Regions from separate parts of the Mus musculus genome. Here region 1 is linked to region 2. Evidence: chromatin loops called from intact Hi-C (ENCODE). Cell type or tissue: gastrocnemius. All regions are shown on one strand. Each heading gives the region's core, and the rest is flanking DNA. Links, peaks and the distances in the headings are about the cores only.

The links. A loop is a pair of places that touch in the nucleus more often than their neighbours do. Peaks named below come from ENCODE experiments on the same cell type or tissue, not always from the same donor. Only the 100,000 strongest peaks of a DNase experiment are listed, where the experiment ranks them.
Region 1: it touches region 2 in a loop (2.4-fold over the local background); 1 of 42 quality-filtered maps calls a loop at or near these places.

What each region holds. Positions count from the first base shown.
Region 1 is chr8:124,791,963-124,799,259 of GRCm38, reverse strand. Trim67 (tripartite motif-containing 67) reads right to left here and starts at 6,241. Exons shown (of 10, transcript NM_198632.2): 1 at 4,355-6,241. The coding sequence starts at 5,359. It overlaps Gm46059 (a long non-coding RNA gene), which reads left to right and starts at 6,873. Exons shown (of 3, transcript XR_001778718.2): 1 at 6,873-7,297. In gastrocnemius, for the core only: a CTCF peak has its summit at 4,671; DNase peaks (open chromatin) are centred at 4,705, 5,064, 5,491 and 5,837; H3K4me3 peaks cover 1,318 bases.
Region 2 is chr8:124,426,257-124,433,553 of GRCm38, reverse strand. The region is part of intron 1 of Pgbd5 (piggyBac transposable element derived 5); the gene reads left to right. Among named protein-coding and RNA genes, the nearest start is that of Pgbd5, 4.0 kb to the left of the region's middle. In gastrocnemius, for the core only: no CTCF peak of the experiment used is centred there; a DNase peak (open chromatin) is centred at 3,947.

The DNA of each region.
Region 1 (7,297 bases), core at 2,199-6,198, 370 kb before region 2:
CCTAGGACCCTCCCATCTCTACCTTCCTAGTGCAGAGAATACAGGTGTCTGCTGCTGTGCGTCTTTCTTTTTTTAACCTAGGTGCTAAGGATCTGAAGTCAAGTCCTCAAGCCTTCACAAAGCCATGTCTCCAGCCTGTTGTTTTGTTTTGGACTGTTCCTGTGTTTGTGTATACAGGTTCATGAAAAGGGGGTATATATGCCTTTGTGTGGGCACGCAGGTGGGAGAGGAGATATATATGTACATGTGTTTGTGCATGCAGGTGGAGGAGGAGGTATATGTACACGTGTGTGTGCATGTACTTGGAGGCCAGAGGACAACCTCAGGGTTCATTCTCAGGAGCCTTCCTCCCTGTTTTATGCTAGGCTGGCTGGTCAGGGAGCTGCAAGGCTCTTCTTATTTCCACCTTTCCTCCCTCTCCCCCAGTGCTGGGATCACAGGTGTGGACCACGATGCCTGGTTTTTTATGTTGGATGCCGGGGATCAAATCCAGGCCTCATAGTCTCCAGGCAAGCACTTTGACCACTGAGCCATCTTTCCAGCCACTCTTGCTCCACCAGTGAGATGCTTCGCACTCGAGTTTCCCTTGAAGCTGGAAAGGAGAACCTGCTCGATCTGTGTCTGTCTACCTCTCTGTCTCTGTCTGCCTCTCTGTCTCTGTCTCTCATTGTCTCTTCTGGATCTAGGAGGATATCCTAGCTACCAGAGGCTGGAGCACTAGATACAAGATTCAAACTCAAGATCTGCACAGTTGTATTCCCACAGGTGACACTGCCCACGGTGCAGGGCAGAGATCCGTGTGTTTCTCTGGTGGTCTCATTACCAAGCAGAGCCATTGAGGTTGACAAGAGAGGCATTTATTAAACTGCTGTTGCCACCAAGCCAGGGATGACTGCTGATTTTTCCCTGCATGACCTTGGACCCTGACAACTTAGCCCATTATCAAACTTATTTTTTTTTGTATGCAAGACGTTCCTCTCTCTCATGAATTCAACTTCTCACCTCTGCTCTCTGGTTTGCAATCTTTAACACTATAAATGTTTGGGTAACAGGGCCCCAAATTAGTCTTGGCCCTCTAGTCTATGAAACCACAACAGCTCATAGAAGCTGAATGGGAGATTTCAAGCCTGAACTTCCTTTTTATTTTTTTTTTTAATTGGTGCATGTGTGTCTCACAGGCAGGTGCATGTGGATATGTGTGTGAGTGCTAGTGACCGAGAAAGCCAGAAGAGGGCTCTGGATTCCCAGGAGCTGGACACTGATATGGGTGCTGGGAACCTAACTCTGATCCTCTGCAAGAACAACGCAGTCGCACCCACTGAGCCATCTCTGGGTCCTCTGCAAGAGCAACGCAGTCGCACCCACTGAGCCATCTCTGGGTCCTCTGCAAGAGCAACAGGTGTTCTAAACAGCTGAACCATCTCTCCATCCCAGATTTTTTCAATTTATATAATTATGTCTACTCACTTAAGAGATGAAACAACAAGTCAAACTGCACTGACTACCATGCAATATGCAACAGAATGTGGTGTGTGGGGCTGTAATTTGGGACAAATATTCTCAGTCGTTAACGTATACACAATACCCCAAAGAGCTAAGGAGATGGTTCAGTAGGTAAAGTAACTGCTACCCAGGCAAAATCCCCAGAACCTTTATAGGCTCTGCACGAGGTCACTACATGTCTGGGATCCCAGTGCTAGGCAGGCAGAGACAGGAGGATCCCAGGGACTCACTGACCAGCCATCTTGGCCCATCCGTGAACCCCAGATTCAGTAAAAGACCTTGTCTCAGAATGTGAGGTGGAGTTCTAGGGAGGCGAGCACTGGGCATCAACGTTTGCCCTCTACAAGTGCATGCAGAGGTGTGTACCTATACATATGTGCACATGCATGGACAACACACACACACGTACATTCAATAAAACAAATGAAACAAAAATCAAAAAGAAGCACATGAAGGCCGGCATGCTGGCAAATGGCTCGGTGAGTAAAGCTTCTCTGCCGCCGAGCTTGACGACCTAACTAAGCTCCATCCAAGGAACCCAGGTGGCAGGAGAGAACCAACTCCTAAAAGTTGTTCTCATGCCAACACACTCGCATCATGGCACACAGACGTGTACACACACACACACACAGAACAACAGCTGTAAGCTTATAAAAGCATACCAATTAAACTGAAATAAATTCAGAAAAATATATTGACAGTCACCAGCTGCTACTTTCTCCAAGCCAACGAGGCTTGAAAGAACAGGGTGCTGCCCCCACCGCCCCCGTAGCCTTCCACAAATCCATGGGTTAAGCATAAATACCATAAAACAGTAAATAACACCTAATGGCTTGAGTCCCACACAGGGGATTATGCAGAGGATGATACTTACCCCTTCCCACAAGAGTCCAAGTTCAATGTTACTTACGGTGGGTTCAAAGTTTTCAAAGTAGCTTAAGCACACACAGCTAGTAACATGCAAGGCTGAGGTATGGAACCAAGGCTGTGGGACCCCACAGAAGAGTTTCTCTGCAGGGGTGCAGTTCATGGCAGGGAGATGGATTCTCAATTGTACTGTAGGATCACTAGTGTTGCCAGACCTTTCAGAGTGCCCGGAGAAGCTGGGTGTAAGGCACATTATCCCTGCTGAGAGTCCCCACACTAGGACATTGAACAGGTTTCCTTCTCCAACATAGAGTTGCAAAGAGTTCTCTAGTTACTTTTTTTCCCCCTATACTTTTCATTTAAAACAATGTAGCCGTGTGTTACGGCTCACATCTGTAACCTCAGCACTCAAGAGGCTGAGAAGGAGGGTGGTAGTGAGTTCCATGCCAGCCTGAACCATACCGTAAGTAAAAGAGGATCTTAAAAAAACCACACACACAAAAACTTCCCTAAATATTAAATTATCATAGCAACATATGTTTATTGTAGGAGATGAAAGTCTATAAAGAAAACACAGGAAAGCCACATCTCTATCTGGCTGCTCTGGGCTGTTTGCACGCACTTAGCAAGCTGCCTTATTTTCCTGCGGCTCTACTCTGTGTAACTGCAGGCAATAGTTCTTGTTGGACAGTCTTGGCACCTCTTACACCTTCCAGGGTGGGTTTCTGAAGGAGGGGTGTGTGAAATGCACCATGAACAAGTGACTCTAACCTGCTCGTCTAAGGAGACATCAAGGCCTGTCGCACAAGGGTGCCGGATAGAATGTCAGATGAGGAACTGCCCTGACCTTGTCTTGTAGGCTGGTGAAGGGCCCAGGCAGACTGTCACAGCTCAAGAAGAAGAAGAGAGCAAAGAGCAAAGTACCAGGTCTAAGTAGCTAACAGTAGCACTACCCGAGGCCAGTGCCCAGGAGGGTAGGCTGTAGGCAGATGTGCTTGATCTCTTTGGTCTGCATCTCTTCCACAGCTCCAGTAGCAGAGCCTGAGGCAAGAGAAGTGCTCTGGAGAAAAATCACACTTTTTTCCTGGAAGGACACCCCCTGACGTCCCCAATCTCTTCCATAGCCCAAGAGACACTGCCTTTCTCTACAGGTTTAGAGGAATTCTGGGCATAGAACTAGCTGGGGACTAAGTGAAAGAGGAGACAGTTCTCTGGAAGTTGAAAAGGGGAAAGCTTTATCTGTTCAGTGAGGCAAAGCTGATGGAGTCTACGGTGGAAGAAGGACAAGGCTCTAGGGTTCTTGAGCAGGGGTGCTCTCTCCCGGCCTTGGCAATGGATTTAAGGAAGACTTCAGGTGGGTTCCTATGGCCAGCGGGTAACAGTTTCACTCTTAAACCTGTCTCTCACTTACAAGGGGGGAGGGAGCTCTGACAGTGTGCCTTAGACTTTGGGTGAGAGCCCTGCTTCTGTGCTTCGGGAACCCTTTGCCTCAGAAAGGAAACTTAACAAGTCGTTTTCATAACCTACCAATCTGATACCCAGTGCAGAGCACGTGGTCCACTGAGTCTTGGTCAGATAGTGACTGCTGGGATCCTTGAATGGATGTATGTATGTATGGATGGATGCATGCATGCATGCATTCATATAGATCCATGATAGACAGATGTATGCATACATAGGTGAATGAATGCACGAAGGATTGGATGGAAGCATGGGTGGATACCCATGCCCAGTGTATGGATAGATGGATGCATGCATACATAGATCGATGGAATGATGAACATGTGGGTAGATGGAAGGACGGATGTGTGTGTGTGTGTGTGTGTGTGTGTGTGGACGGACGGACGGACGAATGGATTGGATGGATGGATGGATGGATGGATGGATGGAGTGATTCCTGTTTGGCCCTCAAGCCCACCAAGAAGGGGTTCAGAGAATCTCTTTTCTTCCACCCTGGCTGGCGTTCCGCACAGCCGACGCTCACCTTGTGCTGCTTCCACGTTGCCCCCAGCGGCTTCACCTCGTGCTTGCTGTGCCTGCCTTCCTCCAGGCACATGTAGCACACAGGGCTCCGACAGCTCACGCAGTACATGCTGTAGTTCTCCATCTCGTGCTCGGGACATGTGGGGAACTTTCGCGGCGCGCTGGCCCCGGCACCCCCTGGGCTCCTGCATCCTCCTGCGCTGGAGGCAGTGGAAGTGCCTGTAACAGCAGGGGTAGCCTCTGGGGGTGTGGGCGGCGGCGGTGGCTGAACTAGCCGATGCTTAGCGAAGGGGCCCCGGGACGGGTGGCACTTGAGCTGGCAGGTGGCGCAATAGAGCACGTCGCATTGCTCGCAGAGAGTGGCTGCCGGCTCCGGTGGGGTGCGGTCGCACAGCTGGCAGATGGCCACCGCCGGGGCTGCAGCCGCCCCCGGAACAACCCCACGGCCCTGCTGGTACCGCTGCACAATGCCCTCCAGTAGCCGGTTGCGCTGGAAGCCTCGCAGGCCGCGGTGATCCAAGGAGGCGCTGCGGTGGCACTGCGGGCAGGTGATGGAGCTGGAGGACGAGCAGAGCGAGGAGCAGGCGGCGCCTCGGGCCGCGGCGGCCGAAGAGCCCGGGGGCGCAGGCACCATGGGCAGCACGCGGACTCCATTGGGGGACTTGAGGCTGGGGGTGTAGGAGCCATAGCCGCTGTCAGTCTCGCTGTACAAGCTCAGCTTGTCCGCGTGGTCTCCGCCACCGGTCGCCCCGCCGCCTAGGCCTCCGGCTGTGTTAGCTCCCGCGCCTCCGCTGGTCGCGCCGGCGGCTGCGTCCTGATCCGGAGGGGTTGCGGCGGCGGCGGCACCTCGCGAAAGAAGGAGCGGCGGGGGCAGGTGCTGCTCGCCGTCCGGGGTCTGAACCGCGATAGTGCGGGCGCACGGCAAGCAGACATTGTGAGAGCAGGGCAGGATGATGGGTTCCCGGAACAGGGATCCGCACACTGGGCACTTCAGCTCCTCCTCCATCGCCGCGCCCGCGGCCAGAGCCGCTCGGGACCAGCCAAGAATGGTCAAGGCTCCGAAGACAAGCGCAGCTGGGCTGGCGATGTCAGCGCTCTTGAGTCAGGAGGCGGGGGTATTTCACGGGCATGCTGTCTTCACCCGAGGGTGGCACGCCCCCTCTCTGTCCTCAGGCCACCGCCCTAAGACGCTTGGCCGCCAGAGAAAGGAGGGGTCCTCACCTCCTGAAGGCGAGGCTCCCTCACCGGAGGCAGCCGTCTGAAGGTGGCGGGGAGCCCTCGCGGTGGCCTCCGAGGTTGTCCAGGTGTTGAATAGGCAGCAGTAGCGCCGTCCGGGGTACCTCGTGCCTCCACTCCACGAAGGACCAGTGACCCGCTGCTGTGAGCCAGCAAGGCTACTGAGCCCGACTCCGCAGCGCCGCTGCCCCGAGTCTTCTTTCTGCGAGCGCCCCGCCCCTACCCAGCTCTTGGCCAGTGCCCGAGTGGCGGGGCCAGGGCTGGTTCAGCACCACCAGACGGCGGACAGCGCCCGCGAGAGGATGGGCCCGGAGTCCGCGCCCGTCCCCCCTCCCGCGCGCATCCTCCGCCAGGCTGCTGTGCAGCCGCGGCCACCTCGGCATCCCCCGGCCCGGAGACCGTCGCCGTACCGCTGCTCGGGCCGCTGCTCTCTGAGCTGCCTCCTCGTAGGCCGGTATTGAGCAGCGTCCCAGGCTGGCCTCGCCGGCTCCGGTTCCTGCAGCGCCCCTGACCTTGGCCGCGCCACGCTGCAGCGGCGGGTGGGGGGCGAGCACCCGCTGGCTCGGGAATCCCCCTCCCGGCCCCACCGCCTCCCGCGCCCGCCCGCCCGCCGTGCCGCGCGCCCAGGAGTTGTAATTTCCAGAGCGAGAGTAACGGGGCGGGGGGCGGGGAGCCAGGCGTCAGCTCAGCGAATGAGGGCTCGCCTCTCGCGGCTGGCAGTCAGGGGCGGGTCGGAGGGCTTCGTGGGGAGGATCATTGTGGAGAACTGCTCCGTTACGGATGGAGACTGCACGGTGAATTAGCACGGCGCCCCGCCCAGCTTGCCAGAGCAACCCTGGCCAGCTCCCGCCCTGCCCACTCCTCGCCACCATGAAAGCGTAAACAGCGGTCCCTAAAAGGCCAGTCGCTTGAAAAAGGCCTCGCAACACAGCGCGACAGTCGGTTCCTAAATCTATTTCCTCCCCGCAAAAAGCTTTCAAGGCACAAAATGTCGGACAGCCTCGCGCCAAAGGGCGAGGTTTGATTTATGCATCTTTTTACAAGCCTTTTTTTTTTTTTTTTTTTGTCTCCTTGGTTCTACTGGGGCTAGTCGTGGAAGATGAGGGCCGGAGGACTTGGCGAGGACACGGTGAAGGTTGCCAAATACAACCTCCCCAGGCTGCTCGCGAGTGCGGAGAGGCGGGAGGCAGCGAGCAGGTGTTCTCTTTATGAATGGGAGCTTCCTGCAACGTCGCCGCCCGCGCGCCTGGCTGCCGTCTGCCCGCTGTTCTGCGCTGGGTAGTGCCGGCTGCCCAGAGAAAGGAAGTACGCGCTGGGCATAGAGCTAAGGGCGAGCCCTGGAAGGGAAGAGCGCGTGGAGCGAAATGCGCACCACGCGGCCCTCTCTTCCTGTGCGATTCAAGCTGGCTTGGAACAGACAAGGAAATTGTCGATTTAGAAAGGATGTGTCAGTCAGCGTGCTGGCTCGTGCTTGTAATTCTAGCACTTGGGAGGCCTAGGCAGAAGGATTGCTATGAGTTCAAGGCCAGCTTGGGCTACATAGTAATTTCCAAGCTAGTCTGGGTGTTACATAGTAAGACTCTGCTGAACTGAAACAAACAAAAAAAAAAAAACAGCAACCGTGGCGCAGACTCCTGCTGAAGGAATGCAGGGCCCCAGCCACTGTCAGCATTTGGAAAGATAGCAGGAGGAGAGAAATGAAGCCACA
Region 2 (7,297 bases), core at 2,245-6,244:
CACACCTGTGGGGTCAGTAAAGTATGGCTCTTTTGGTGGAGGGGATCCAAACGCCTGGCACGGCTGAGGCTGAGTCCTTTGCAGTACGCAGGATCTAGGTGTCAGGGGTCAGGCCAGTCGCAGCTGAAGCACATAGAGAGCCCAGAGCCAGAGCATATCAGCATCTTCACTGCTCTCTGTTTTCCCGAGAAACTTCCTGTGGTGCCAGTCGATCTCTAGCTGAGCACCGGAAGGAGCCAAGGGTGATTCCACTGCGTTAGGGAGTGTTAGTCCGAGTTACTTTCAAGGTGTGTAGACCAGACTCAGATTATCCGGAGGCGACTGGAGTTGAGCACAGCCACCCTGCTACTCTGAGCCCTCAGCTGTTGGCTTCTGCAGAGTCTAAAATAGTGCTGCTTTGCAGCAGCTTGGTCAGCTTCTGCTTTCTGAGATGTGGAAACTGCTTTCCCATATGATCCTCAGTGCTGCTGTTCAGGCTCCATGGCTTCCTAGCAGCCAGATGTTACACCATATATTCTGTGAAGTGCACACAACCAGTGTGAATGGGCACCAAGGAGTGCCCCTTTGCATAGTCTCTCTCTCTCTCTCTCTCTCTCTCTCTCTCTCTCTCTCTCTCTGTGTGTGTGTGTGTGTGTGTCACTCACACACACACACACACACTTTGGGCAGTGTACATGACACTATAGCTATTGTTCCTCAAGATTGCAGGTGCACAGGAGGTAGGCTCCAGGGCCTGGGTATGGAAACGTAGCTGCAGGGAGCTGGCAATGGGAAAGGTTGGCCCAGCCCTGGAGGGAGTGTTCTGCAACCTTGCCAGGCTGCGGTGTGGATGGGCAAAGTTGCATCTGGATTGGAGGGTTACCATCACCATGCAAGGTTCTAAGTGGGTACATTTTAAAACCCAACCATTTGGCTGTGGTTTATGGTACTCTAAATTGTCCTCCTATATGCCACCCTTCATTTCCCAGTGTGCCTTAAAGGCCTCCTGCCCTGGACAGCTGCTTTCCATATTGGATGTTGGGATTGTACCAGCCTGGTGCCCTGGTTTGTCAGTCTTCGTGCTGTGAGCCTTTGTGATCCTGTGTTGATCTTGCAGCACTTAAGATGCCTACTGTAGATGTCTACAGAGGAGAATTCGGCAAAGCTGAGGTCACAGGGCAAAATAGGGATGTCGTGCTGGGCTTAGTTTAGATGAAGGGTCTGGTATTGAGAAGGGTAAACACACAAAAGCGATTTAACCAGAACTTTCTTTCTTAGTAATGTATAAGTCAAGATGTTCAGAAGCAAAGCCCTCTGTCCACTGTTCACTCTGTCCACTCCCAGCCTGAAGTCCAGGATTGCCTGCCACTGGCATTAGGGTCATATCCTCCTTTCTGATAGTGCCACTGAGTTTGAGCCTGTTCCTGAGAGTCACTCAGAGGTTCCTTAGGCAAAGGCATTAGCGGCTATTTGCTGGTATTTGTGGCCAGTGTTGCTTTTCTGCTTTAGGAGCGATCCTCTCGTTTAAATTTAGATCTACTTTAGAATTTCCTCTGTGGTACCCGCTACCCAAGGGAAACACGGGGAAAGGGGAGAGGGACAGAGTTGATGGCTTGTTGAGCCCAAGGAAAGTGATTTATCAGAGCTTAAAATAGATTCCTGATTTCCAGGTTGGTCAGAAAAGATCCTTGAGCCCAGGAGCGTGGAGAGAGATGGATGTGTTTATTAGGAAGTCGGTTGCTGCAGCGCTCAACCAAGAGGTTCAGCGTGCTAAGCTACAGCATCCGGGGCGCTCCAGCAATTGCTGCTTTACATCTCCACAAACGCTGCCTGAATCTCTCTCCCTTCTGTGTGGCCCAGTTGCTTAACAGATGTAACTGGGCGGGCAGGGTGGGGGGAGAGGAAGAGTGGTGTTTTGATCTGTTACAACGTTACATTGTTTCATAATAGAACATTTGCGATTGCTACGGCTGCAGCAGTCTAATGAGGACTGCATAGGACTCCTGGTTGCTATGGGACATACTGACTTGCCCCACTGTAAGCAATTGTATCTGTGCATGAGTGTGAGTGTGCAGATGGGCATATGGAGCTGCTCCCTCGCTGCTGGTGGAGAGTTTCTTTTCTTTGGGGAGAATGCAGCTTGATTCCCTTGAAGACCTGGAGACCTTTGCTGAGTCTTTGGGCAGGAAAGAGGTGCATGATGGGACCGTTACATATTGAGTTGCTCTAGAGCAGCAGTTCTGTGGCTCCATGGAGATTTTTGTGCATATAGTAGAGAGTCAGGGGTGCCGAGCTGAGAAGAGGGAGGGAGAGATTCGGTAGTTACTGGTGAGAATCCTGGCCCTTCAGACTGTTCAAGTCTTCTCCGCCCCATCCCTATTTTCCGTGGCTTCAGCTATCTGGATGGAGCATGCTTGGGAAAGCACAGCTGGCAATGGCAGGGGAGTGGCTCTAGCACCTCCCTCAGGCTCTGCTCTGAGGTGTGGGTCCCCTTGGGAAGACTTACAGACAAACACTGGCAGGCTGGTGTCCGTACTTTAACCCTTGTGTAGATGGCAGAGTCTTCCTGGGAACTGAACTGCTCTTTGGGAGAACAGCGTCCAGACTTAACAACGGAGCCCCCTAAAATAACCCAGCAAGCTGTCAGTCTCACTTACCTTCCCACAGTGCAGATTGCCAGCAGTGTGCAAAGCTCTCCTGGGAGCAGTGTGAGATTCAGCCAGGCTGTGTCTGGGGCCTCTGACCTTCAGGCTTCCTTCTCCGAGTGCTTTCCATCACTTCTTGAGGAGGCAGAGAAGCAGGCAGTACCAGTCTCCGGTCGCCTGTTCTAGCTTTGCTGGGTTTCTGTGGTGACTGACCCCTCTTGTTCATACTAACCTCCGAGACTCCAGTAGGAACCTGACCTTGGGGAGATGAGAGGAATGTGGGGTTGAAAATTAACATTGTTGGATTTTTGTCCTTAGAGTTTACTGCCTAGATAATGATGATGATAATTATTATTATTATTGTTGTTGTTATTATTATTATTATTATTATTATTATTATTATTATTATTATTGAGGCAGGGTTTCTTGGTGTAACCCTGGCTGTCCTGAAACTCACTCTGTAGACCAGACTGGCCTTGAACCCAGACATCCACCTGCCTTTGCCGTCCAAGTGCTGGGATTAAAGGTGTGGGCCACCACACCTGGCTTACTGCTGGTTTATTAAAATAGTCTTTTATTTTTAGCATTTGTAACAATTATCTTATTTATTATATTTTATTCTTTGAGGGTTTCATGGCACCTGTGCAATGTATTTTGGTCATACTCATACTCTCTTTCCCCCTCCAACTCTTTCCAGCTCTGCTCCCCTCACACCTGCCTCCCAGCTTTGTTCTTTTTCCCTTCTTTCCTCCCCTCTCTTTTTAATAACCTACTGAGTCCAATTTCTGCTGCCCATATATGCAGAGATGTGTGACTGTCTACTGGAGTATGATCAACCTAGCAGGTACCACATCCTAAAGAAAACTGACTCTTTCCTAGCAGATACTAGCCATCAAAGCTCCTTAGCTGAGGTTGGGAGGGGGCTATTGTGTCCCGTCCATGCTGGAACGTAGACGAGATCTTATGAATTCTTGAGTGTAGTGGTCCTTCATGTCCAGGAGACATTGTATCACCCCAGGTCCCTGCTAGCCTGGCTCTTACATCTTCCCACTTCCCCTCCTCCAATGTTCCCTGAGCCTTTTGGGCAGGGGTGTGATAGACGTGTCCCATTTATAGCTGAGCATTCCATAGACACTCTTTGAACTCTTAGCCAGCCGTGCATCTCTCCACTACCATCTAGTAAAGTCTTTCCAACTCATGAGTAAGATGAGAAAAACGTTTCCTTTTTTAAAGCCAGAATTAAATGGGTCTGTGACTGGGGGGAGCAGGAGGCCTTCCTGTGGAATCCAGGGAGCAGTACCTTCTGTCGTGGCTCTGTGCCAGGCCATGTGGCAGCAGGAGGAGCCTGGGATTTAGGGAGCTGCAACTGCAGTCTCGGGCAGTGCTGCCTAACAGCCAAGCAGCCATGCGGGCTCAGTGCAGATGACTTCCTAGGAGCTCTGTATTCCTAGGCTGTCCAGGGTAGGGCACCTGGAGCTCCTGGTGTGGGTCACATCAGTAATTGCTCGTCTGTGCCTTGTCATACCTCATGTTCACACAGACTCTGGTAGAGAAGTTGTCATTTCTGTACAGGAAGATGGTCTTAGCTTCCTAGCTGTGAGGGCAGGTGGAGAGACCTGACCAGGTGGAAGGCATCCACCTAGTCTTACCTGACACCTCAGGATAGGCAATTCCACCCCCTTTTGTTACTAGAACTTATTTCAGCTCTGCCGCCTTCTCTCGCTTATTTCCATGTTAATACATCAAACTGTTTTTTCTTTTTCACTAGGTGGGGGTGGGGTTGCTGTTTTGTGGATTTTAACACAGGAGTGTACTTTTAAAACGATTTATTTATTTATTTTATGCATATGAGTACACTGTAGCTGTACAGATGGTTGTGAGCTTTCATTTGGTTGTTGGGAATTGAATTTAGGACCTCTGCTCGCTCTGGCTGGCCCTGCTTGCTCCAGCCCAAAGATTTATTTATTAATATCAATAAGTACACTGTTGCTGTCTTCAGACACACCAGAAGGGGGCATCAGATCTCATGGTTGTGAGCCACCATGTGGTTGTTGAGATTTGAACTCAGGACCTCTGGAAGAGCAGTCAGTGCTCTTACCCACTGAGCCATCTCTCCAGCCCAGGAATGTGCTTTTATAAGTAACTCTTGTCAGGGCAGAACAGGAAGATCCTAGAATTTCTACTCCCCCTAGAAGCTTAGTGTTGTTTTCAGGAGCCAGGACTTTCTGATCCAGGAACTGTGGCTGTGGGTGCAAGCAGGGCCTGTGGAAGGTCCCTGCTCCATTCTGGGGTGTCAAACTCACCTTGATTTTTAAAAACTGTAATTGTATATTTTTCTTAACAGCATAATAAACATGTTCATTTTAGATAATTTATTTATTTTTTAGTTCCACAATATTTCTCTATCTAGAGGAAACCATTTGTGACGCTAAATACATAAAGCCATGTATATAAGATCACATCATGGTGAGTGAACTAATTTTTAATTGCAATTAATGACTCATGGATATTTCCCATTAAATTTTCAAATTGTAAAAATTTAATGAATCCGCAGTATACTGATCCCACTGGTGAGCCTCGAGCCTATGGCCTTAAGAAGTTGTTATTGTATATGTGTGTGTAGATGATGTGGGGGGAGCATATGTGCCATGATGTGCATATGGAGATCAAAGGATAGTTTTGTGGGGGCGGTTCTTGCCTTTAATACTCCACGGGCTCCAAGCATGGCACTCAGGACTTCTGGCTTGGATGGCAAGCACCATAACCACTGAGCCATCCTGCTCACCCTGCTGCCTTTTTTATAATTTCACTATTAAGTCAATGCTGTGGTGACTGTCCTCGAAGCTTAGTTTGTGGACACATCCTTGATTTGATCCTTAACTTAGAACCAGCTTAGGAGAATCAAAGGGAAGGATTGTTGTATGTTTTAGAGGTTGTGGAAGAATGTTCTAGAAGCATACCTGTTTACACCCTTGCCAACAGTGAGGGCACTGGGCCAGTCCAGGAGAGGCATTGGTCATGTGACAGACACCTGCTTGTGGTTCCAGAGGCTCCACTCCTGGGAGGCTGGTGTGAGACAGGGCATCATGGCAGATCTGGTGGTGGGGTAAGGAATTCACCTTAATAGCAGCTGGGATGCAGAGAAAGAACGGAGATGGGGGGACAGGGACAAGAAATGCTCCTCGGAAGCACGCCTGCAATGACCTGCCTTCTGTCAGGCTACCTTCAGACTTCATATTTCCACCTTCCTAGAGAGCCGCCAGCTTGTGATCCATCAGTGGGTGTCTTAGGGTTTTACTGCTGTGAACAGACACCATGACCAAGGCAACTCTTATAAGGACAACATTTAATTGGGGCCCCGCTTACAGGTTCAGAGGTTCAATCCATTATCATCAAGGCAGGAACATGGCAGTGTCCAGGCAGGCATGGTACAAGAGGAGCTGAGAGTTCTACATCTTCATCTGAAGGCTGCTAGCAGACTACTGGCTTCCACACCCCTACTCCAACAAGGTCACATCTTCTAATAGTACCACTCCCTGGGCTGAGCATATTGCAAACCATCACAGTGGGTGAAGGCTCTTGCCTTGGGGACCAAAGCTTTTGGGGGCATTGTTGTACTTTCATCCCATTGCAATAAGACACTGACTAAAAGCTGCTTGGGGGAGGAAAGTGTTTACTTCATCTTAAACTTCCATGTTCTATCATTGAGGGAGGATGGGAAAGTCATGGAAGGCAGAAACCATGAAAGAAGGCTGTCAGGATGATGTCCCCCACACATGTTCACGGCCTGATCTAGGCTGCGTGTCAGCCGAAGTCCCTCCCCAGGGACTCTAGATGCTGTCAAGTTGACAGTGGAAACTAATCAGGACAGATGCTCAGCTCCAAAGTGATTAACATCACCTTTCAGGTGGGTTTGGGGGTTATGTGCCTTGCACTCAATGAAGTATTTGTAGGGAGTGTAGCAGGCAAGGGGTGCATATGACATTTTATATGGTGCATTCACACACCCACACAGACACAAGTCAAGGACACCTCAAGACCTAGAAGACTCCCCTGCGCCCCAGAGCCAGCGTCTGTCTCCCTCTCCGAGAGACAGCACTAGAGCTTTATCTCCTAAAGTAATGTTGCTTGTATTACACTTCTAAGACGCATTCATATTATCGCGCGTCTCATATTTTTTAAAAAGAGAATTCCTCGTAATTTTAAAAGATTTATTATTTTAAATTATGTGCAAGTATGCATCTGCATGCGGGTATGTGCATGAGTGTAGGTTCCCAAGGAAACCAGAGCCATCAGATTCCCTGAAGCTGGAGTTAGAGATGGTTGTGAACTACCTGTTACAGGTGCTGGGAACTGACCCCTGCTCTTCTGGAAGAGCAGCAAGCCCTCTTAACCATGGAGCCATCCCTCCATCCACCTGCATGTGTTTTTATGACCTATGTTCCTCCATTTCTCTTGGGCAAACATAGCTGAAAGTGGATTGCTGGGCATGGTATAGATGTCTGTTGAGACTTCAGATCATTCTCGACTGAGGGAGTCTGCTTTGTGCTTTATGAGCCATTAAGCCAGTATGTCAGGCCCACTCGCTTTCGCTCTTGGTAACTAGATGAATTTCCGGACATTGCTGTGTGTCTCCTGGGGGTTGGGGGACAGGATGACTACGTGCGGGGGAC